Regions from separate parts of the Mus musculus genome. Here all the other regions are linked to region 1. Evidence: chromatin loops called from intact Hi-C (ENCODE). Cell type or tissue: left cerebral cortex. All regions are shown on one strand.

What was found. Peaks named below come from ENCODE experiments on the same cell type or tissue, not always from the same donor. Only the 100,000 strongest peaks of a DNase experiment are listed, where the experiment ranks them.
Region 2: it touches region 1 in a loop (2.2-fold over the local background); 3 of 42 quality-filtered maps call a loop at or near these places.
Region 3: a loop joins it to region 1, with 2.2 times the contacts of the local background. A loop is called at or near these places in 4 of 42 quality-filtered maps.

What each region holds. Positions count from the first base shown.
Region 1 is chr14:32,459,688-32,467,687 of GRCm38, forward strand. It overlaps Chat (choline acetyltransferase), which reads right to left and starts at 6,222. Exons shown (of 16, transcript NM_009891.2): 1 at 6,120-6,222; 2 at 1,038-1,226. It overlaps Slc18a3 (solute carrier family 18 (vesicular monoamine), member 3), which reads right to left and starts at 5,163. Exons shown (of 1, transcript NM_021712.3): 1 at 2,750-5,163. The coding sequence starts at 4,737. The coding sequence ends at 3,145. In left cerebral cortex, a CTCF peak has its summit at 3,986; no DNase peak of the experiment used is centred here; H3K4me3 peaks cover 300 bases.
Region 2 is chr14:32,349,347-32,357,346 of GRCm38, forward strand. Gm52134 (a long non-coding RNA gene) reads right to left here and starts at 3,931. Exons shown (of 3, transcript XR_003951182.1): 1 at 3,788-3,931; 2 at 3,583-3,696; 3 at 1,382-1,600. In left cerebral cortex, no CTCF peak of the experiment used is centred here; no DNase peak of the experiment used is centred here.
Region 3 is chr14:32,370,136-32,378,135 of GRCm38, forward strand. 1700024G13Rik (RIKEN cDNA 1700024G13 gene) reads right to left here. Exons shown (of 3, transcript NM_001034037.1): 2 at 7,717-7,836; 3 at 6,367-6,526. The coding sequence ends at 6,462. Among named protein-coding and RNA genes, the nearest start is that of 1700024G13Rik, 14 kb to the right of the region's middle. In left cerebral cortex, no CTCF peak of the experiment used is centred here; no DNase peak of the experiment used is centred here.

The sequences.
Region 1 (8,000 bases):
GCAGCAGCAGCAGCAGCCAGGTGCTGGCATAAGGCTCACTTGGTTCGGGGGAGAGACCATCCAGAAAGGAGGAAGAAGCAGACCTAAGACTAGAAGAGTTGGTGCATGCCTGGTCCCACTGAACAGAGAGGATAGAAAGGCCGTGTACAGTGCACTCCCAGCACAATAGTCCTAGAGACCACTGTACCTAGAAATGGCAGGATGAGTATGTGGGTGTTCTGTTGATTACTTTGTGAGGTCAACCAAGGCAAGGTCAAGTTAATGAAGGCTGTACCGATTATGCACCTAATTCTCCTTTTGGGCCATCTCAGAAGTGGGAAGGGAAAAACACTAGCCAGCCCTTAACGGAGAGGAGAGTGGACCCTGCCATCTGACATCCTGATCGGTATTCCACTGTCCCCACACACCCCAGCTCCTTCCTCCTAAGCCTCTTGATCCAGGCTTAGAGAATTTGAATGTATTTGTCTTTCTGCGGTTTGGTACTCTCCCATTTCTGCTTCTATTGGCCTGGCTTGTGGGGGCACTTGGGGGTCCTCTGCTCTGCCCTGAAGGTCCAACACCAGTCTGTTCTGGTTTCCCAGGCTCTCAGTGCTGTCACTCTCTCGCAGATGTGGCACTTAACGCCAGCACTCCCCACCTTCTCAAGAATGGCTGGAGGAAACTGAGGCCCAGCGATATTACTAACGCCCCCGGTACAACACGACAAAACCACAGACCTTGGGATTGGCAGATGTCAGGCAAAGTAAAAGTAAAGATGGGAAAAGATAAGGGAAGTCCCAAGCCCTGATAATCAAGCCCTCCCAGCCCAGAATCCCTGCAGTCTCCTAGATGTACCCCGACGACTACTGGTGCCTGGAACGCTGTAGACTCTGAGCGTCCCGGAATCTCTGGGCCTGGGAAGCTGTCCCTCGGTGGACAGCTCCTCCGGAGAAGGACACCTCCCCCCGCCACCCTCCCCCCCCCCCCCAGCCCCCAGGGACAACGCCTGGGTCCGCGGGCTCTTCAGCGCCAGCGCACTGCTGCCCAGCCCTTCTCACCTGCTCTCCTGGGCTGTTACGCACCGAACCGGCACTGTTCCACACCAAGCAGGGCTGGAGGCGGCTGCGTGAGCCAGAAGGGCCAGGGAGGGGGTGGCAGCAGTACCAGAGGTTGGGCCCGCCACCTAGGTTCTGTAGCAGAGCCTCCGACGAAGTTGCCAGATCCCAGCAGCCGCCCCGACTGACTGACTGCAAGCAAACCAGCCACACCTCTCTCGACTCCCTCCCCTCCCTCCTCCCTCCCCCTCTTCTCTTTTTTCCCTCCCCCTTTTCCTTCCCTGCCTCTCTTCCTCACAGTCCACTGCTCCCCCTACCCCACACTCTGCCCTGCGTTTCCCTGTTTTCTGCCCTCAAAACCTGTCTAGGACAGCTTCCCGGATGAGTTCCTGCACTGGCATCAGACTTAGGCCTTGGAAAGGGGCACAGAACATTGCCTCCCCACCGCCCCACCCCAGCCTGCCCCCCACCCCAGTCCCCATACTCCCCCATCCGCACCGGCTCCTGGGCAGCTGCTTATGCAGAACCCTGGGGAGTGCTTGAGTCAGAAGAAATTTTGCCCCTCCTCACAAGGCTGAAATCTTACTGCACCCCTTTAAAATATTAAAAATTAAGGAGTTGGTTGGCCACAGTAAGACCTCCCTTGTTTTCTTTTACCATCCAATTCCTGCAGGTTCTTTGGGAAGGGAGGAGCAGACAAGAGACCACAGACTTGGTCCACTCTGATGGTAAGTGGGAGTTGTTTAAAGCCTCAACCAGAGGCCCACAGACACTCCTCCCAGGCAAAGTACTCTCCCATCTTACACAAACAGACTCAGTCAAGGATAGACAGGCAGACAGGCAGGCAGACAGACAAGTACTCCCCCTACCACCACACCTCTCACACAAAAAGACTCAAACAAGGACAGACAGACACACAGAGAGACAGACACAAGCCCCTCTTACACAAGAAGACTCAGACAAGGACACACACACACACCAACTGCAGACCTTCCCCCTGCATACACAGGTTACCCTACCCCAACTGCCTCTTCACCCTGAAATCAAAGAGTCCCATGTGCAGGCATCAGGATTCAGGAATGAGTGTACTGCCTTCAGCCTGGGCCTCCATGGTAGGAAATCAAGGGCGGGAGCCCCCACCCTCACCCCCACCCCGGATAACCCTGAGCGGCCACTTATATTCAGGACAGGGTGGACTAGGGATTAGCATCAGTTCCTACATCAATCTTCCTTCCGTTTTCCATTCCAACTTTCATGACTGAGAAAAGGCAGATCCATGGGTAACTGTTTTCTCATTCCTCAGATGATAGAGCCTGGATCCTTAATGAACACTGTCACCAGGCCGAGACCCTATAAAATGGGGACTACCTCCTCTTCTCTGCAGAAACCAGCTCCCTTGTGCTCCTCTCTTGACAAGATGAGGCGAGGTCCCACTGTGTGGGAAAGCCCTTGGTGCCAGCTGTCCTCCGAGGCCAGGCAGATCCTCAGGTTCCCTCGGGTGGAACCTCCAGGTGCTACACTGGGCTTGGAAAGGAGAGACTATCGTGTGTGTGTGTGTGTGGGGGGGGGGGGGGATTGGGGTTGTTTCCTTTTCCCAGGCAGTAAAGGATCTTCAGAGCTTCCACCCCTCCTCAGGTCTGCATTGAACATGTGAACCCCAGTGTGCTTAGGTTTTGTGTCACACTGCCCACCCCTCATCAGTAAAGAGACTTGGCCTCCTCAGACAGATATGGTTTATTAATTCAGGCCGGAGGCACCAGGGTGTAGTAGACCAAGTTTGGCACTGGAAAGATCCGCAGGAAGGACAAACAGATGCATGACTGTACTTGGGGGCTCTCAGTAGGTGGTTGGTGATCACCGGTACACCTCTGCCAAGAGCCCAATGCCTCCCTGATCCATTCCCTCAATGAATACGAGTGTGTTTGGAGAGGGGGTTAGACTGGGAGGGGTCACGGAGAAGGGATTCCAGCAAAGGAATTCAGGGCGGGGGACGGGCTAGGGTACTCATTAGAGGAGGTGGGCCCCAAGCCAAAGTTGGCCAGCGCTCTTGAAGAATGACCATCTTGACCTAAATGGGGAGGGTAGGTGGCCTGGAGGAGAAGCGGGTCTGCTAGCTGCGGGAGTAGTAGTTGTAGTCGTCCTCACAGCCATCAAAAGGGCCAGGCGGGCTACAAGGTTCACCGCCGTCCTTGCCCTGCACCTCACGCAGGCGCATCGCGTCGTACAGACCCTGCGGCGGTTCATCAAGCAGCACATCGCGCTCGGAACGCGAGCGTGTAAGGAGGCCCACATTACGCAAGAGCAATAGGACCGGTGCGTAGAGCAGGTTGGCCAGGCCCATGCCAAGGCTGAGCTGCTCAAAGCCAAGTGAGTGAACGATATGGCCTGCTACTATGGGCCCGAGAGCGTAGGCCACAGAATAGGAGATGTCAGCTATGGCATAGACACTGCCATAGACTGATACGTGGCGCACGTCCACCAGAAAGGCGAGCGTGGGTAGGAGCGCCGTGTCCACCAACGCGATGCCGAAGCAGAGGCCGCAGAGCGAGACCACTAAGGGCGCGAAGGATCGGCAGGCAGGTACGACGCAAGAGCTCACTCCGATTACCGCTAGCCCGAGAGCGCCATACAGCCACTGCAGGTGTGGATAGCGCGCCGCTAGACGCACGGTGAGATAGACGCCTAACACGTGTGGCACGAAAGCCGGCAGCCAAACCATGCCCATCTCCCACTCGGATGCCGCCATTGTGTGCTTCATCCACGTGGCTATGGTGGGCTCGAGAAACGCAAGGGGAATGTTACAAGTTGTGAGCGCTCCGGCTACAACAGCGATGTAAGGGTCTAGCATGAGGCGATGGATAGGTGTGCCCACGGGCAGGTTGGCCCGCGCCCGAGCCGCAGCTGAGAAAGGCTTAGCCACCGCCAGGAGTAGGAGTGCGTCGAAGAGCGACACGGCGGCGAGCACTAGAAAGGGTACACGCTTGCCCGCGAACTCGTAGAGGATGCCCCCAAACGGTGGCGCCACTAGGCTTCCAAAGCTGATGAAGGCTAGCGCCACGCCCAGAGCACGACTGCGCTCAGGCTCCTCGGGATACTTGTCGGCGATCATGGCAATGCCAGACGTGTCCGCGAAGGCTGAGCCCAGGCCTTGTAGACTGCGCGCAGCGAAGAGCGTGGCATAGTCTTCTGCAAAGGCAAACATGACTGTGGAGGCGAACATGACGCCCAGGCCAATAAGCAGCGGCACGTCGTAGCTCATGCGATCAATGAAAGGCCCGCTTAAGGGGTTCACCAGAAGCTGCAGGATGGCCTTGGAGGCAAATAGCACGCCTATCTTCACATCTTCACTTTCTGTGGGGTAGCGAGGCCGCAGGATTGACCGAGCCGACCCGGCAGCCGTCGGGGACGCCGAGGTGTTGGCCAAGTAGGCGCTGGCATTAGCCAGAGTGGGCGGCGGCAGGGTGGGTTCCCACACCTCAGAGATCAGGGTAGGGCTCTCGCTGCCCCCGCGCATGTGAGCGATATAGTCGGGAACAATGGGCACGATGACCATGTACAACATGTTGTCCAGTAACAGTGCAACGCACACGATGACCAGCACCAGGCGCCGCTGCCTCTGGGGCTCTTGTAGCGCGGCTCCCACTGCTTCCGACAGCTTGGTGGCCGCCGCCCGGGCCTGACCGGTTGGCGCGGTGGGTTCCATGCCCCTACCCGCTGCTCTTCCTAAGATGCCTCCACCGGAGTCGGGTGTCGGCGTCCCGCAGTGCAGAGGCTAGGGTACGGTACTTCGGGGGCGCGGTCCTAGCCGCGTAGCGCCCCCTGTGCTTCAGGTGGCTGTGGGGTTCATATCCCCGAGCTCAGGAGAAAAAAAAAAAAAAATCAAGGATTGTCCCGCGCGGCGCCGCTGCTCTTAGATGCTCCAGGGACCAGTTGCCGCTGTTTCGGATGCAACCGCGGAGGCCGGCAAGCCGAGGGGCTGAGGCGGGAGACTGGACGCGCGGTGCCCAGAGAGAGCAGGAGCAGCCCCTGCCGCGCAGAGAGGCCGTGTGCACCCGCCCAGGGGCATGCTGCCGCCGCCCGCCGTCTCTCCAGCCCTCCCCGCGCGTCCGCTCTTGCCTCTTCCTCCACCGCCGCCTCTCTTTTTTTTTTTTTTTCTCCCTCCACTTGGGGCTATGACGCGGTGAGTCTCGGCCCCCGAGTGGTGCCCGGGCCACTGGCGTCGCTCATGCTAATAGGACGTCGTCGGGGCGGGGGCCGGGGGCCGGGGGCGGGGCGCGTCCGGGCAGGGGTCCGCTTCCGAGATGTTTCCAGGTTGGGAGCAAGGGGAAGGGGATCTTGGCGAGCTGTAGTCCTAGACAAGCCCCTGGGGATGGGTGAGCAGTGGAAGGAACCGGCCCTATGTTTCCCCCAGTTCTGGGACCTATAGGGGTGAGGTTCCCCCAATTGGGAGGAGGGGTGCGGCAGCCGGTTCCCCGCAGCCTGGTGGGAGACGGGAGAGCCGGGGGCTCTAGACCTCCTCCTCAGCCTGGACTTCGGCGCACAGCGGGCACGGAGCCCCCGAGGTGAGCCGCGCTGCCTCCATCTGTTCTCGCAGCTGGAACACGCAGCCGGGACCCAGAGGCACAGCGCAAGCAACCCCCTTCCTCAATCCCGCCCCCAGCCCGTCTCATCCCCTCCTCCGGGAAGGGAGGGGGAAGGTACAGAGCCTTCAGGGTCTGGTTCCGACCCACCTGCCCTTAGGCAGAAAGTCTTAGCAGCTAATTCCAGTCTTTAAGGGTTTGAGTATTGAGAGGAGGAGTCGTTCTTTGCACCCAGGGTCCTGGAAGTCAAAACTAACACTTTTTGACCTCCCCCTACCTGGCCTCTCCTTTTCGGCTTTCCGGGCGCGGGTCTCTCCCCCCCCCCCCCCCAGCTCCGCCTATTTTCCCTTCCTTTCTACTCTCCCACTCCTCTTTCTAACTCCTCCCTGGCCCTCTTCTCTCCAGACCTTACCCTCCCTCTGCTCTTGAGAGCCTCCGCCCACTTTTCTGCATTTCCTCACCCCACCCCCACCCCGGCCGCCTCCAAGTCTTGAGTGGGGCTCACAAGTGGCGTGGAAGCTTCTGGGTCTCACGCAGCAGGGCCTCTGCAGCTTTGCTGTCAGTAGAGGCTTAGGAAGGCTCACCTTCCTTCCGGGAGGGCTGCACACGCTGAGCGTCCTGATTTGCAGGCGACAGGCTGAACAGATCAGCCTATGCGTTGGGCCCAGTGTGTCCTCAGAAGAGTTTTGACCCTAGATGGCACGTGAGGCCCGAGTTCCAGTCCACAGACTGGAAGGAGAGAGGATGCCAGTCAGCTGAGATTGGAGGTGGTGGTGACGTTGAGATTGGACTTTCCCTGTCTTGCGGAATCACAGGAGCCTTCAGATCCCAAGCTAGCCTCGGATTTAGCTTCTTCCACTGGGCTTCCCACCCGGGAAGGAGACATCGTGATCTGGGCTCCAGAGGCAGACAAATAGGATGGCTTCCAGAGCTACCACTTACTAGATAACAGTGCCAAGGGAGACGTTGTTTCTCCTTCTGCCCCCACTGTCCCTTTATTTATCTGTAAAATGGAGTACCTACAGCTTAGGGTGTGGTACACGCATGATGAGAAGCATCAGTATTTGCCATTGTTGCTGTGACATGCTCTGCCCTGTGTTCATGTCACAGTGGAGGGTCTTGTGAAGAGCAGACAGACACCAGGGCCATCCTGACTCTCTGGCTTATCCCTCGAGTGGGAAGGCATTGTGAGCCTGGTCTCTGTCCGAGCTGGTAGAAGATACAGAAAGAGCTGGAAAGTTGGCTTCTCTTCTTATGCCAGCTGCAAGATGATGTGACAGAGACCAGAGTCAGGGAGAGAAGGCAGCACTCAAGTGGTCTAGCCCAACCTCTCAACCCCGTACACAGGTACTCCTGAAAGGAGGAGACTCACCTAAGTAGAGAGCTGCCCAGTCACATGCCCTGTGATGGCCCAGCTGCCCTTAAAATGAGGGAAGAAGCCTAAATATGAGGACAGCTGTGGCTCTGGATAATGTTGGGCAAGTCACAGTTGCCCTACCTCTGGCCCACTTGGCCTCTGTTCATCAAGAGGTTACCAAAATTCACACTGCTGAAAGTGCAGCAAAACGACTTTAAATATTATCCCACTGCCTTTGTTCATAGCACATACTCCAGAGACTCGCTTTCCCTCAGCTTGCTCCATGTACTCTGTCACCTGCTTGGCTCTCCAGACACTCTAGTTTAAGAATACTCTGGGTTCCTCTGACTTTTCTACAAAAGCTACACTGATGGTTTTTAAAGAGGTATTCCACACCCTACATGGTAACGATTATTTATTCATATATTGTCGCGCCGTCTGAGTAAAATCAGGAGGCAGGATGACACGGGAGGCAGCAGTTTTCTCTCTAGTGGTTAACAGACAGTAGAATCTTCCAAAAAATAAACTTCCCAGTCCTAGCAAGCTGCAGACCTCGTCTCTTGGCTCTCCAGCCCACATAATAATCCTTAGCTGTTCCTGAGAATGAAGCCAGTTCATTTTGGGACTCACACCCAACTCTCGCCTCCTCCATTCCTCTATGACAAGATGCGGACTCACTTGTTCTGTGCCAGGGCCATGGGTATACTCTTACTTCATCCTTCCTCAATCCTGGTACAGCAAAGATGCTATCTGCCCCCATCACACCCCCCACAGGGAAGTTGTTCTTATGCCCTGGCACATCTGGTTCCAGGCTGTTAAGACCTGCTTCATGGTCTTCATGCCACCTCCCTTTTCTTTGTGTTTCATTATGCCTCTATCACTCCATCTGCAGTGTGGCACACCTTGGCAGGGTAAGGGCAAGAGGCATAAAAACTGGAGTGAGGAAGGCAATGGGCTGGATTCTTCCAGGTCTTTAGCTCCCAAATAAGAAGGCAGAGCTTTTACATCTGAAGGATACAGGGGTCACAG
Region 2 (8,000 bases), 110 kb before region 1:
ACTTTAGAGGGCCAGGCAAGTAGTGGTACTATTAAATAATTACAGACTGTTCACCAGTCTTATTTAAAATAACCAAGTATTTAGAATGGTGGCTAAAACAACCTAAACATTGAGAGTGGTGCATTTCAGATTCTGAAAGAACACAACTGGTAATGGCCTGACACACCCAGCAAAACTGTTGGAGTGAGGATGGCAGTTTCCATGATAAAAGTGGGCTACAGAATTCATGGCTGCCACTTCATCCCTACAGAAAATGCTGGAGGAAATACCTAAGACTGGAGAGAAAGATGAATATACTCAAGAGTCTACAAGAAGAATAAAATAAATAATGCTTAGCAGGGGCGAGCTAAGAACTACCCAAATGCCACAAATCAGCAAACAAAATGACAGGAATCAGCATACACCTTTCATAATCATGGGATATTAAATGATGTGGGCGCTCTCAAGAGAGAAGGAAATAGAACCTTGAATTAGAAAATATCTTTTTGTAATTTTTGCTTCAAAGGAACATTTCTCACTATCAAAGATAAACACACTTATAGGATAAAATGATGGACAAAACTATTCCATGCAAACAGACTCAGGAACAGGCAGCATTGCTATTCCAATTTCTGACAAAATAGACTTGTCAGAAGAGATGGAGATACTTCATACTGATCAAGGAAATAATCCATCAAGAGGAAATTAAATACATACTCAGCAAACACAGGCTCACCCAGTTTCCTAAAAACAAATGCTGTAATATTTAAAGTCACAAATTCATCCTAACAGCAATACAATACCTCACTTACTAGATGACGGGAAAAAAATCAATATAGAAACGTTGGGATTATAGATCAAATGGACTTTACAGACATCTACAGCACAGTCTACCTAGCCACCAAAGAATTTGCCCTCTCCCCAGCACGAGGAACCATCTAAAATTGATCACTTATTAGGTCACAAACCAAGCCTCAGTGCAGGGAAATTAATGCCCTGCATCTGATCTGATCATAGCGGAGTAAAGACTTAAAACAGCAAGAGCAACTACAGAAAATAACAAACTCGTGGAGAGTAAACAACATTCCATTCAATGGTGTGTAAGTCATCAAAGAAGAAATGAAAGCCTGAGATCTGAAAGAAAATGAACAGTTATGAAAATCTGGGATACAGCGAAGGCAGTGGTGGAGTCAAGTTTATAACTAAATATCTACATAAAACAAAACAAAAGCCAGGTGTGAGTGGTGCGTGCCTTTAATCCCAGCACCCTGGAGCCAGAGATGCGGAAAGTCTGAGTTCCAGGACAGTTTGGGCTACAAGGAGAAACGCTGTCTGAAAAAACGAACAAACCAACCCTCATGATGCACCTTAAGGCACTGGAAAGAACCATTTCCCAGAGCAATAGGGTTGGCAAAAAGGAAGACCAGGGTATAAATAAATGAAATAGGGATGGAAAAGGGTACAATGAATCAAAAAAGCAAATAATTGGTTCTTAGAGAAACGAGATTGGCAAATAAAAGAAATACCCAAATTGATGCTATCAGAGATGAATAGGGACACATTAAGGAAACACAGAGACTTTTAAAGACATACCTTAAAGTTTCACATGCCACCAGCTAAACTAGAAAATAAAAAGAAACATGGATTTCTAGGTGATAATGATCTAATAAAGCAATATGAAGTACATCATTAAAACTGACATAACAAGCAATAAAGTAGAAGAAAAAAATCCCCCAAATAAAAAAGAGTCTAGTTCTGCCACTCTCTGCCTAGGCTCAGGGACTGACCTAATCAGGTAGGGCAAGAGAATGAAGAAAGGACAGACACACGGAAAAGCTGGGATGTGCTGTGTGCTGTGCTGTGCTCACTCTTACAGAGGCCACTAACACACCAGCAATCCAGAAACAGCATTTATTTTACATTTCTGAATCAAGAAAGTGGGGTTATGGTAAACAGCTGAGTGATAGGTGGGGTTATGGTAAACAGATGAAGAGGGGTGGGGTTATAGTAAACAGATGAATGAAGAGGTGGGGTTATGGTAAAAAGCTGGGTGAGGGGTGGGGTTATGCTAGACAGCTGGACGAGGGGTGGGGTTATGGTAAACAGCAGGGCGAGGGGTGGGGTTATGGTAAACAGATGAAGAGGGGTGGGGTTATGGTAAACAGCAGGGCGAGGGGTGGGGTTATGGTAAACAGATGAAGTGGGGTGGGGTTATGGTAAACAGATGAAGTGGGGTGGGGTTATGGTAAACAGATGAAGAGGGGTGGGGTTATGGTAAACAGATGAAGAGGGGTGGGGTTATGGTAAACAGATGAAGAGGGGTGGGGTTATGGTAAACAGCAGGGCGAGGGGTGGGGTTATGGTAAACAGCAGGGCGAGGGATAGGGTTGTAGTACACAGCTGAATGAGGAGATGGAAGAGCAGTTTCAGGTTGTAACCATATTGGAAGAGGAAGCTGTAGTTGACAGTTTCTGTACACACTGAATATTTACACTTGGACCGGAGAAAAGCTTTGCTATGCCTCTGAGCCTTAACTGGGGTAGGCTTTGCCATTCTCACTGGTCAAATCATTGGGGGTCTTTGATATGGCTTTGCCTTCCCTCCTCTACTTAGGTCATCTGAGAGCTGAGTGCAAAATTCTACCAGACTATTAAAAAAGATCACAATGCCCTGGTTATTCTGTAAATAGAAAAGGAACACTTCTAAATTTTTCTTATGAAGCCCTCAGTGTCCTGCTACCCAGGCAAATAAGAGTTGTAGGCTGATCTCCCCATATGGATATAGGTGCAAACATCCTTAATAAAATATTTGCAAACCTAATTCAAGTACACATCAAAAAGATCATGATGGTTTCATTTCAGACATACAGGTATGTTCAACATAACTAGATCAGTAAATATAATTCATCACATAAATGGCCTCGTGTTGAAAACTTGACTACATCTGGAATCAACCAAGCCTCTGGGCATGCCTGTGGGGACATTTTCTTAATTAGATCCACCCTAAATCTGGGACACACCTTCTGGTGGAAGCTCACATGAAAGGAGATGAAGGACGGAAGCTTTTTGCTTTTGGTCTGCTTCCCTCACTCTCACTGCAAATTCATCTACCCTGTCCCTGAGGCATGCCTTTGCCGGTAGTAGAGTCTACTTCTTTAGGATCTCAATAGAGACTCAAGACCAGCCGAGGCATCCAACTTCACAGACTGAATAACTACTAGATACTTGGCCTTTCTGTTCGGAGACAGCCACTGTTGGACTAGCCAGACCACAGACTGTAAGCCACTCTAAAAAATAATACATATGCATATATATTATCTAGTACACACACACACACATGCACTTATACCTTCGTATTCATTCTACCAGTTCTATTCCTCCAGAGAACCTTGACTGACACAGATTCAAGGTTAGGAAACCACATAATCATCTCAATAGATGATGCAGACAAGGCCTTGGACAAAACCCAGCATCCTGACCTATAGATGCAGACAAGGCCTTGGACAAAACCCAGCATGCTGACCTTTGGTGGTGAGAGCAGCATCTATAAACCCAGCTCCACAGAGAACCACCGCCGCGTCCTTGCACGGCTCCAGGAACTGACCTGACTGGACCGTGAGACGGGGAAGACACAGAGGAATGTAGAGAAACGCTGGAATAAGGTGGACTTGGGCTTCTGATGGAGAAGCGCAGCTCCCCCGAAGAATCAGCATGCTTACTACATACATTGAACAGAAAGGTGGGGGTTGTTTCATGTAGTTAAATCAAGGACACGGGATTCATGCCATAGCTGAGTCGAGCAGGTTTACCTAATCTCCATAGGAGCAGCTTCTGTGGGAGAGCAGTCTTCAGGATATAAATGTCCCAGGCAGAGAAAGCTTTGGTGTCCATTTCCCTCACGTGCTATCAGCATTCAGACTTGAATCAAGAGGGGAGGCTTTGCCGTTGCTCTCTGAACCTCATCCCAGGGAGAAGGCTTTGCCACTCCCACGGGGCTGAGGCAGTGCAGTAATTAAACATAGGTGTGTCCACATCAAGAGCACGCATTGACTCAAGACATCATCCACTCCCAACAAACCAAGACAGAAGCCTGCCCTTGCAACCACATTCCTGAAGGCTCAATAAGAGATGTGACCAGCCTCTGTGACATGACTGACCTATGAAAGCATGCCCACTGGTGGAACCAAATCGGTGACCCAGGTTTGAGCAGGTTCACACAGAGGCAGGAACTACACTTGCAAACTCATCACTAAAGGACCACCTGTAGGTGTCGAGTAGCATCAGCAGTGACCCGCAGAGGGTGGTCCACAGCCGAGAGAAGCATGGGAGACCTCTCGAGGGTGTAACAGGCACCCGAGAGCTGGAGCAGGAACACCAAGAGAGCCAAGATGGGAAGAGCCAGAGCACATGCATACCCTGCACCCCACTCAGCTCCCTCCCCTCAAGTTTACTTTTCCTTATTTAATTCTCAGTGCCAATGTCACGAGTCAGCTTTGTCCTGCTCTGCTTGGAAGTTTGCACAGCACCTTCTGGAATTACAAAAGCTGGTCCTCAGGCAAGACGTTTTGGAGCAGATCTAGCTGGTTTTCTCCAAGCCCTGTGTCTGAATGCATGGTTCTTCAGCCACGGGGACTTACCTTCAGCCTCTGGGAGGCAACCAAAGGCAGCTGCAATGGATTCTGGTGTTTTGGGAGTCTCTTGGACACCCTTGGCCAATAACTCAGAGTAGTTTCTCAAATTGGTACTGGGGTCATTGTTAGATAGGATATGACTCGTGGGGGAAATATTGTCTTATAGATCCATTAAAACTGCACGTTATATACACAAATACATGTATTATATGTAATTTTAAGTGAATGTAAAAATACTATGATTCCTTCTGGCTTTTTTCAAACATCCTTAGGGTTATTTATTCTATCTCCTTCCTTCCGTATTGGCTCCCTGGACTGGCTAGTTTTGTGTCAACTTGACACAGCTGGAGTTACCACAGAGAAATGAGCTTCAGTTGGGGAAATGCCTCCATGAGATCCAGCTGTAAGGCATTTTCTCAATTAGTGATCAAGGGGGAAAGGACCCTTGTGGGTGGGACCATCTCTGGGCTGGTGGTCTTGGTTCTATAAGAGAGCAGGCTGAGCAAGCCAGGGGAAGCAAGCCAGTAAGGAACATCCCTCCATGGCCTCTGCATCAGCTCCTGCTTCCTGACCTGCTTGAGTTCCAGTCCTGACTTCCTTTGGTGATCAACAGCAATGTGGAAAGTGTAAGCTGAATAAACCCTTTCCTCCCCAACTTGCTTCTTGGTCCTGATGTTTGTGCAGAAATAGAAACCCTGACTAAGACACTCCCCTCCCCAATTATATCCACCCCCTTTTCATTTCTCCCTTCACATGAGAGGCTTTGGAGAAAGAAGAAGTAGAGTGGGAAATGATGTAATTATAGTTTAATTTGAAAAATGCAAATAAAAACATACATAAAATTACAGTTAAATAAATTACATAAAATTTCCCTGAATTGATTTTTAAGTTTAGTTTCATCCAAGTGACAGTTCCATAGACACATATATGTCTCTGTGTGTGTATTTACATATACATATATGTTTATAATACGTTTAAGAAGTCACAAAACAATTGATTCCTATTGTTTTAAAAATATCACCTTTGGCTTTTTGTTTCTGTTCACCATGAGTTGAAAAATCTCTTCTAGGAGAATTCCAGGGCCAAGAAGCAGGAGTGGGTGGGTTGGGGAGCGGGGGGGGGGGGTATAGGGGACTTTTGGGATAGCATTTGAAATGTAAATGAAGAAAATATCTAATAAAAATTGTTTAAAAAATCTTAATTCAGTCACACACACACACAAAAAAAGAAAGAGAAAGAAAGAAAAAAAGAAAGAAAAGAAAAGAAAAGAAAAAAGAAAAGAAAAATCTCTTCTAGGGCTGGAGAGATGGCTCAATGGTTAAGAGCACTGGATGCTCCTCTAGAGGACACAGGTTCAATTCCTGGCACCCTCAGGACAGTTCACAATTGTCTGTAACTTCAGTTCCAGGGGGTCCATGGCACCAGGTATGCATGTGGTACACATATGTATGCATGCAGGCAAAATACCCATACACATAAAATAAATAAATCTTTTAAAAAAGATTCTTCTTTCCCCTCCCTTCCCCTCCCTTCCCCTCCCTTGTTCCTATAGAACTCTACTCTCCCTTTTGTTTCTTTGACTCTCTCTGCTCTTCTCAGCGTTCTGCTCTTTTGCGCTCTGTCTCTGTCTTTGTGTCTCTCTGTCTCTGTGTCTCTCTGCCTCTGTGTCTCTGTCTCTGTCTTTCTCTCTCAACACCCCCTCCCCACCTGCCCTCTGAGCACACTGGCCATGTTTAGTCTGCTCCTGTCACTCCCTGCTCTGTGCTCTTCCAGATGCCTCTGACTGAATAAAATCCATAGCCTCCAACCTCACACTGTGGAGTGGTCATGTCCTTGTTTCAGTCACAGGCTAGGACAGTAACTAAGCAAATGAACAATTAAAAACAAACTCCAAATCATCAAGAGAACAGACAGCAACCACACCTTTCAGTAACTAACTATTAATGGTCTCAACTTCCTAATCAAAGGACAGAAATTAACAGGATTGAGAAACAAGATCCCCCTCAGCAGTTGAGAGCACTGGCTGCCCTTCTAGAGGACTCAGACTTGATTCCCAGCACTTACATGGCTGCTAACAGCCAATAAATAAGAACAGATGATTTCAACAACCCACTCTCACATACATTGACGTGTGTGACTACCGCTGCATAAAAAGGCAGAACCATATGTCACCCCAAAGGTCATCTGTACCCACCACCATTGACTGAGTGTACTCACTATCCACTCACTACCCCTGACCCCAGCAAACTAATCCATCTCCATTCATATGGGCCTGTAATTTGTTTTATGAATGGAATCACCCTCTTAGCCACCTTTTGATATCAGTGTTCCACACCCATCCTCCATTCAGCAATATGCCCTTACCTCTAAGAGGTACTTCATTTCTAGGGATAAGTTTCATTGTAAGTGCTGAAGCGGAAGGCTACATGTTGGACACTGATTGTGGAAATGTTTTTGGCTTTAAATTGGGGTCACTAGTGTCTTGGGTTTTTTTATTATTAATATTATAATAAAGCACCATGACTTAAAGCATCATTTCATCTTACAGTTCTCAAGTCAGAGTACATCCCTGAGAGATGCCAGGGCAGGAACTCAAGGCAGAAACCTGGAGGCAGGAGCTGGTGCAGAGGCCATGAAGGAGTGCTGCTTATAGGCTGTCTCTCTATGGCATGATCAGCCTGCTTTCTTATACTACCCAAGACTAGCAGCCCAGGAGCGACACCTCCCATAGTGGGCTGGGCCCTCCCACATCAATCATTAATTCAGAAGATGCACTACAGACTTAACGACCAGCCAGTCCTATAGAAGCATGTCCTCAACCGAGAGTCCCCTTCACAAATGATTCTAGCTTGTATCAAGTTGAACACTTGTCTGTTCCCTAGTTGTCACTCAGAGACTGACTTGTATATATTTTGTAACTTTGGTAATTAAATTCCCTGAAAAGTACGGGGGAAAGGCTTCCAGCTAACAGTGGAACAGAAGTTTCTTGTATTGAGAAGAGACGTGAACATTATTGAAGAGGCTGTGGCTGTAGGGCTCCTGCTGCAGAAAGGATAGCCCAGACCTTTCTCCATACCTGGGAGCCTCATACAGCAACCTGTGGCTCCTCACCGCCCTGCCCTACATGGAAGTAAAGCCCACCCAAGGTGTCTGGATCCCCACATTAAAGCCAGATTCAGGACCCCATCTGCTACCCATGGGCAGCTGTCAGTGCCTCTGAACTCTGCCAGAAAATGGACTCCTTGAGGTAGGGAGGCGAAGCTCTCTGATGGATGACCCAGGGGTCCATAGGGCTTCCTCCTTTCACCATCTGGCCTGCTGGGTCTCAGGATTCAGCCCATGGTAGGGAGGGAACAGTGAGCGTTTTCTGTGTGTGATTATGGTCACGGTA
Region 3 (8,000 bases), 90 kb before region 1:
ACCAGAGCCCATGAAACCTGCTGGAGGTGAGCCAGGCAGTAAGGTCCCCTAGAGCCATGGTGCCCACGGTCCTTGACACTCCTGTCCAGAGTCAGTCTGGCTTGGGGGGGGGGGGGCTTGTTCTTCTACCTTGCAGGAAGATACTTCTGATCAAACTGCGGGTTTTATTGCTGATCTTTCACACAAACCCCAAGCCAGGAAAAACCCCAGAATCTGGGTGGTGTACTTGAAAATTGTTCATCTTTCCACAGTATCTGTGTATTAAAATGCACATTTTCATTTATAAGCCTTTTGCTTTGGATAAAGAGCAGTAGATCCCTGTGTTCCAGTGAACGGAGGCTGGGGAGCTGTGATTCCTGAGGAAGGGAGCCAGGCTGAGACCTTCCCTAGGATGTATTCAGTATGTAACTCTTTCATCTGAGGTCTTAAAGGAGACTAGGATGGCACTGGGATAGCGGATGAGCAGCTGGCTAAGCCCTAATACTGATGTGGTCACATGATGAACAGAGAAAGCTAATGAGAACCAGTTTCAAATTCTGCATCATGTCCCTTTCTCTATGGGCTTTGCATTAGACTTCCAAGCTGCTCTGACTACTGTACTTTGAACTGAGTCCCAGATGCATTATGGCTTTTTTTTTAATGACATTTAAATCCTACCACTGGCCTACCTTTTAGTCTATATACATACTATCTTAGTTACTTTAATATTGCCATGACTGAACAGCACAATCAAGACAACTTATAAAAGAAAACATTTAATCTGGGGCTCATGGCTCCAGTTAGAGTTCGTGACCGTCACGGTAGGGAGTACAACAGCAGACAGACAGATGTGGTACTAGAGGAGCAGTTGGGAGCTCATGTCTGATCCACAAGCACAAGGCATAGAGAAGGGAGGGAGGGAGAGAGGGAGAGGGACGGGGACGGGGACAAGGGGGGGGAGGAGAGAGAGAGGAGAGGATTAAGACCCTCATCCTAGCTGCCTGGAAGCCGGTATTCTGCTAGCAACCTTCAGATAAAGATGTAGAACCCTCAGCTCCTCCTGGACCATACCTGTCTGGATTCTGCCATGTTCCTGCCTTGATGACAATGGACTGAACCTCCAAACCTGTAAGTCGACTCCAATTAAATGTTGTCCTTATAAAAGTTGCCTTGGTATTGGTGTCTATTCACAGTAGTGAAACTCTAACTAAGACAGAGGCAAAGAGGGAGTCAACTGCTATAACATGGACTTTTGCAACCTAAAAGCACACTTCAGTGACGCACCCCCTCCAAGAAGGCCACACCTGTTAAACCTTCCTAAACAGTCACCAACCAACTGGGGACTAAGCATTTAAACATATGAGCCTATGGGGCCATCCTCACTCAAACCACACACACTAACAGGATACCCTATGTTTCTCATGGTTCCTTTCCCTGTTCTCTCTCTGTTTCTTCCTGGAATTCCCACACTGTGCTTTTTGGCCAACAGAACTTGTACAGTCTTTAGGTCTCCGGTCACCTGTCACACAGCCTCTGAGTCGGCCTTCCCTTCCCCCACTCCATCCCTGTAGTGCCAGGTACAACCTGGCAGACACTTCTGGCCTGTGGCATCACATTCTGAGTATTATGGGGCTTGCTTGGTGGCCTCCCTTACTTCTCTACATGACAAGCTCCGCAATGAAAAATCTCTTTTTTCTGCCTTTGTGCTCTAGAAGAGCCATCAAGGTTAGCAGCCTGTTGAGGGAACATCTAAGCAACATGATTGAAACTGGTCATTAGTGGCAGGTGCTAGTGGTTAACTTTATGGTAAATTTAACCTAGACATAGTGCCAAGATATGTGGTCCTCTTTCCTCCCTTCCTTCCTGTCTGCTTTCCAACCCCTCCCCTCTCCTTTCCACTTTTCCTAGGATGATAGAAGCAACTGTTTCCCTTGTGTGTTTCTGTCTGTCTGTCTGTCTGTCTGTCTGCACGTGTGCACATGCTGACATGCCCACCTCTAACTACAGCACATGGTCTTCCCCATGTCTGATGCTAACTCTCTCAGAATGTGGATAGTCTACGTTCTATCTATATCAGCTGAAACACTCGTCACAAAAGCAGGTTCTTCAATCCCATCCCAGACCCTACAACCATCAGGTAAAAAAGGGGCTTAGACTGCCTACAGGAGACCAAAATATCAGTGCCTTCCGGGCAGCCAGAAGCTTAGTATTGTATGATGGGAATATCACTGGTACAGTCTGGTCCGGTTCCTGCTAGCTTGTTAACTGGTGTATCTCAGCTTTCTTTTTCAACTTCTGGGTGTCTGCTCTTGACCTCCTCTGAAGGGCCACTCAAGTGGGAGCATCATTTTCACAAAGGTCTCTGACCATGCAGATGCATGCAGTCCAGTATCTCTCAAGAGGCACTTCTGCATCTGGAGGGGTGTGTGTGTGTGTGTGTGTGTGTGTGTGTGTGAGAGAGAGAGAGAGAGAGAATTCAGCCTCTCTAGTGTCATTTCAGAAAGCTGTCTGCTGTTTCTTTGCATAGGTAAATGATTGGGTCAAAGGTTTCACTGGAACAGAGTAGTTTACATACAGCCCCACTGTAGATAGAGCTGCCAAGGGGATCCTGGGAAGAGAGGCCCTGGAATTTATGGGGAAGGACAATGATGCCCAGACCAAAGGCACACCTGCTGCAGCCTTGCGCAAACTACTGATGGCCATGGGCGTGCTTGCTTTTCAAACAGCATTGTGGGTTTTTTTTATTGTTTTGTTTTGTTTTTGTTTTGTTTTTTATAAGGCTTTATAGATATGACTCAGTGCTAAAACTCTTGCCAGACATGTGGGTGGTCCTAGGTTCAATCCTCAGTACCAGAAAAAAAAAAAAAAAAAAGGAAGAGAAATAAAATAGAAAGCCAGACTTGTAGCCTTTCTGGAAAGACCCAGAAGATTCATAGCCCCAGACCTGTTTCCTCCCGGAAAGCAAGAGTGACATTGGAACTGAGTGACTGTACCCAGAGCCTGGACATACCTCTCTCTCCACCCTCACAGGTTGCTGGGCTGTTTGGCCTATTGTCTCAGATGAGCTTGGCTCTGTCCGGCTACTGTCACCCAGGCTTTGTAGCTCCAGAGTGTGAGCTTACATGGAGAAGGCCCCTGATCTGTTTCCTGTGACTCGAGACACTTGTTCCCAGCCAAGCTGAGAGCACCTGGCTACACCACCATTTTATGCTGTTTTCCCTTTAAATGTTCAATTCAGGAAGGTTATCCCTCTGTGCCCCATCAGACACCCGTGTCAGCATTTTCTTGTCTTTCCCCTGGATCTGGCTGGCTGGTGTGCTCTTCCTGAAAACTTGGCCCCCTCAGGGAGCATGCGTGCTATCAACTGTGAGTTGCCTTCCAGAAACACTGAACCAACCACAAAGGCAGCAGCTGGACGTTAGTGTCTAAGGAGAATCATTTGGGTATCACTTCCCGGGGTTACTCTGGGAGATGTGTCCAAGGAAGAATTAAGCCTCAGAGGGTACAAGGGTCTCTTCCCAGTCTTCTGTCGGTCACACTACTGAAATGTTTTTGTCACTGACTCAGGAGCTGATGGTCTCCCATATATGGCGAAGTCACAGGATTGTTGGTCACAGATTTCAAGGATAGAACTAATAAGAGAAAATAGGTGTGGTTAGCAGGGCCTCTAACAGCAGTCCTGGAAGTCCTGGAAAGCCCCTTCACCCCCAAATCTAGTCATTAACATTTTTTAAATGAAAAAGCTTAGAAACTCTAAATTTCATTTTAAAACTGCTGAGACAGAACCATGCCTTTGATTTTATTCTAAAAAGGACGCTTGCTTTCTTTATGTGGGGCCACTAACAGGGCCTTGATTTGTCATCTTCTAAGTTTGAGATGTGATTAATTAATTGGTGTTTTAAAAGTATTAAAAGGCACCTGGATGTCTGGCTCACTGAGGCACAGAGCATGTCTGTCTCCACAGGGAGCGGGCAGGTCCTGGTTCCCCATGGGGAAGTGTCTTCAAGGAGATGGAAGGCATGGTCAGTCATTTCCAAAGAGAGTTAGGCCATGTGGCTAGATGGCTACTGTGCCAGCCTTAAGTATATTTATTTAGTTTCTCTCCCTCTCTCCCTCCCTCCCTTCCTCCCTCCCTCCCTCCCTCCCTCCCTCCCTCCCTCCCTCCCTCCCTCTCTGTCTCTGTCTCTCTCTGTCTCTCTCTCTGTCTCTCTCTCTCTCTGTGTGTGTGTGTGTGTGTGTGTGTGTGTATAAGGACAATTGTAAGAGTTGGCTCTGAGACTGGGCAGTGGTGGCCTTTAATCCCAGCATTTGGGAGGCAGAGGCAGGTGGATTTCTGAGTTCAAGGCCAGCCTGGTCTACAGAGTGAGTTCCAGGACAGCCAGGGCTACACAGAGAAATTCTGTCTCGAAAAACAACAACAACAACAACAACAACAACAAAGAGTTGGCTTTGTCCTCTTACCATGTGAGCCCTGGATCAAACTCAGATCTCTAGACTTGGCCTCAAGCTCCTTTTATCCACTGAGTGGTCTCACTGACTCTTACATTTATTATAAATGTTTATGTGAAAGTGTTTTTTTCTATGGTTTGGAATAGGTTTTTCTTTTCAGGTTTGTGTCCTGGAAGTTTGGCCTGCCGTGTAATGGTGGAATCCCTGAGAGGCAGGACCTAATAGGAGGTAGCAGAGTCATGACTGATTCTTGTAGAGGGGACTGAATCTGGCCTCACAGGTCTCAAGAGTTATTGTAAAAGCAAACTTAGAGGCCCTGTCTCGTGGTCCCTCTCACAGTGGGCATCACCTGCCATGTAATGATACATCACCAGACACCAACATCACACGGTTTAGACTTTCTAGACACAGAATTATGAGCCAAGTAAACCTCTTCTCTTCATGCATTACCTAGGGCCAGAGGCTGAGTTACAGCCACAACACAAAACGGACAAAGGCAACTTCTACACACATGCAAGGAGGAGGAACACCCCTGATTTAGACACAGTGTTTGGACAGTTAGTAAATGCTCAGCCACAGGGGGACAAGATCAATATAAGACACTAAGGTAAAAGGAGAAAATACACTGTGACCCTGACCAGGCAAAGTCATGTTCCATCTACATTTATTTCTGTGACTATCTAGAGCTAAACAGAAGAAATTCTAACGTGAAGTACATCAAAATGATGCTGAATTCTACTCTGCCATTATGATGTACTTTCTATGGTTCTTTAGTGAAAATAATTCCTCTAAAATTCTATATTGAAGCAAAGAAAGGTGCTACGTATTTTGTAACTGAAGCTGGCCTCTCACTAAGGACTAAGGAACCGTGAAAACCAGCGACAGGCATGGGAAGGGAACTGTCCCAGAGCCTGCTCTTCTTGCTAAGGGGAGGATTAAATATTTCTCTGAGTGCGTTGTAATCTGGATTGACTCTGACAAATGAATCTTGGGCCAAGGCTCCAAGTCAGCACGTGGAATCTCTATTGGGCTTCGTAATTTGGGGATGCGAGGGGACCTGAGGCTTCCTGGGATGAAGGGAAGGACAGACTCCAAGGTGGTATAAATTCTCTGCAGGGCATGAGAGTGCCTTCTTTCTGCATAGTCTCCTGACTTCCACTGGGATCTTCTCTAAGGTGAACGGTCTTCTTCAAACAGCCTCATGTTACCATCATACAGTGATATATATACACAACACACACACATAAATTAATACATATTCTTACACACACGCAGAGCATAGGACTTGGAAAGCAAACACACATCATTTCACAACTGATTCCTTTTTTACCTTGCCTGTCACTAAAGCTCCTTTTCATGAGGTTCTGTTCTCCACCAGAGAGCCCGAGAGCCACTCCAGTCTGCCCCAGACTGCCTCCTGCCTCCTTTAGAGCATCCTGATAAACTGGCTAACACAAAAGGCGGCAGATGCTTTTCTTGTTTGCAGCGGGGACAAGTAAAGATTTGATTTCACATAGTTTTATACTAGCAATTAAAAATGTATTCCAGTAAGAACAAGAAATAAACCCGTACAGAAGGTCAGGTTTCAGAATTCTGCATTTACACTGGTTCGGTCCAGACTTTCAGAGCCCTCATTCCCACCCCCTACTTGGAAGCTCGTTAACTTCACCTGCCCCTGGTTCTTGGCAGGCTTCGGAATGCAATGTCTAATGCTTCTGGCAATGGTGCTTTATTAGGGGATGGAGCTCTGTTATTAGATTGCATTTTCTTATTTCCTTCAGATCCAGTGCACCTGATATTGGAGGGCTCTCCCTATGGGCTAAGACTGGGAGACGCTGCCAGGGAGGAGTTTTTATTATTTTTGTGGGTGCCTATGCAGCCAGATGAGAATTCCAGACTGGACAGACTAGTGGACAGGTGGCATCGCCATGTCCTAACTGGTAGAGCCCACCGTCCATGTGGCTCCTAAGCCCCTTTTGCAGGTACTGTAGACTGGAGGACATAGCTGGTGTTCTTCTGTCTGCTCCACGAGATCAGAAGGCATTTAGCACAGCGATCCTGGCCTCTTCACACAGTGGGTCTAGTTTGCCATCACCCCCTAGAAAAATAGATAACACTTTTTGGACAGTTTTAAATACAAATTGATGTAATATTAAGTATACCTTGGGTTTTCACTAGGAGTGTATTTCCGAAGGCTACAGGCATGTGAACTGTTAAGCAGCCTCTAGCAGTTTTGGTGGAGCCCTGAAGCTCTTGCTCTTAGGCACGGGGAGGCAGACTTGGTGCCAGTCTATAGGGCCATAAATGTCCCAGGGCAAAGAAATGTGCAGACTATTGCTGATCATGTCATATCCTGTGAATATACTGACTCTAATTGTCTCAGAAATCTAGATAAAGTAAACAAATAGAACAAAAATCATGTTGAAAGAAAATAATAAGACATACATTACTAATGTGAAAAATGGAAACTAAACACAAAACCGCATTTTCTTCCAATTACATCTGAAGGCTGGGCTCAGCTTTCTTTTCTTTCCTCATCTGTCTACAGTGTTTGGTGAAGAAGTTAGGCAGCACAACAGTGCACCAGATGTGTGTGTGTGTGGGGGGATGTTTGTGGTATGTGTGTGTGGTGTGTGATGTGTTGTTTATGGGTGGTGTGTGTATGACAGGGTGTGTGTGTGTGTTTGGTGTGTGTATGTGTATTTGTATGTTTCTCTGTGTCAGGGTATATGTGGTGTGTGTGTGTTTGTGTGAGTGTGTGTTAGGATATGTGTGTAGTGTGTGCATTTGTATATGTACATGGTGTGTGTGTGGTGTGTGTGAGTGTATATGGTATATGTGAGTGTGTGTTTTATGTGATTGTGTTTGTGTGTACATGGTGTGTGTGTGTGGTATGTGTGAGTGTGTGGTATATGTGATTGTGTTTGTGTGTACATGGTGTGTGTGAATGTGTATTATGTGTGTTTGTGTGTATATGGTATGTGTTGTGTGTTATGTGTGAGTGTATATTGTGTGTGTGATTGTGTGTTATGTGTGAGTATGTGTTTGTGTGTATATGGTGTGTGTGTGAGTGTGTGCTCACACAAGTGTATATCCCCCAACACACACACACACACACACACGCTGTCTTTCATGTGCTGCAGGGACCAGGCCTCTTGAAGTGAGTTTGAAATGCAAAAAGAACCCCAGTTTGATTCTAGGCATGGCTCCCTGACCATTTCCACTAGAAACAGAGGGCAAAGGCTGCTCAGCAAAGACCAAGGGCTAGGGAGAGCTCCACAGCCTTACCAAACTCCAGCTCTTGGATATCACATTGAAAGACCGTCTCCTCATTTACCACAAGCTCCACCAGATTCCAGTCTTCTATCTGCTCCAGGATGATCTGATGTCCGTCTTTGGCCAACACAGCTGGAAAGAAAAGAGGGACATGTGTGACATGGATAGATTCCACATTAGCCTACGCCCACGTCCTCACGGATGTCGGCAGCTTGTCTCCTCCCCGGTTGTTCACGGTCATAAGCTAACCACCTGGTGGGCCCTAGCTGCTCCCTGGCCTCCATGTGTTCTTAAAG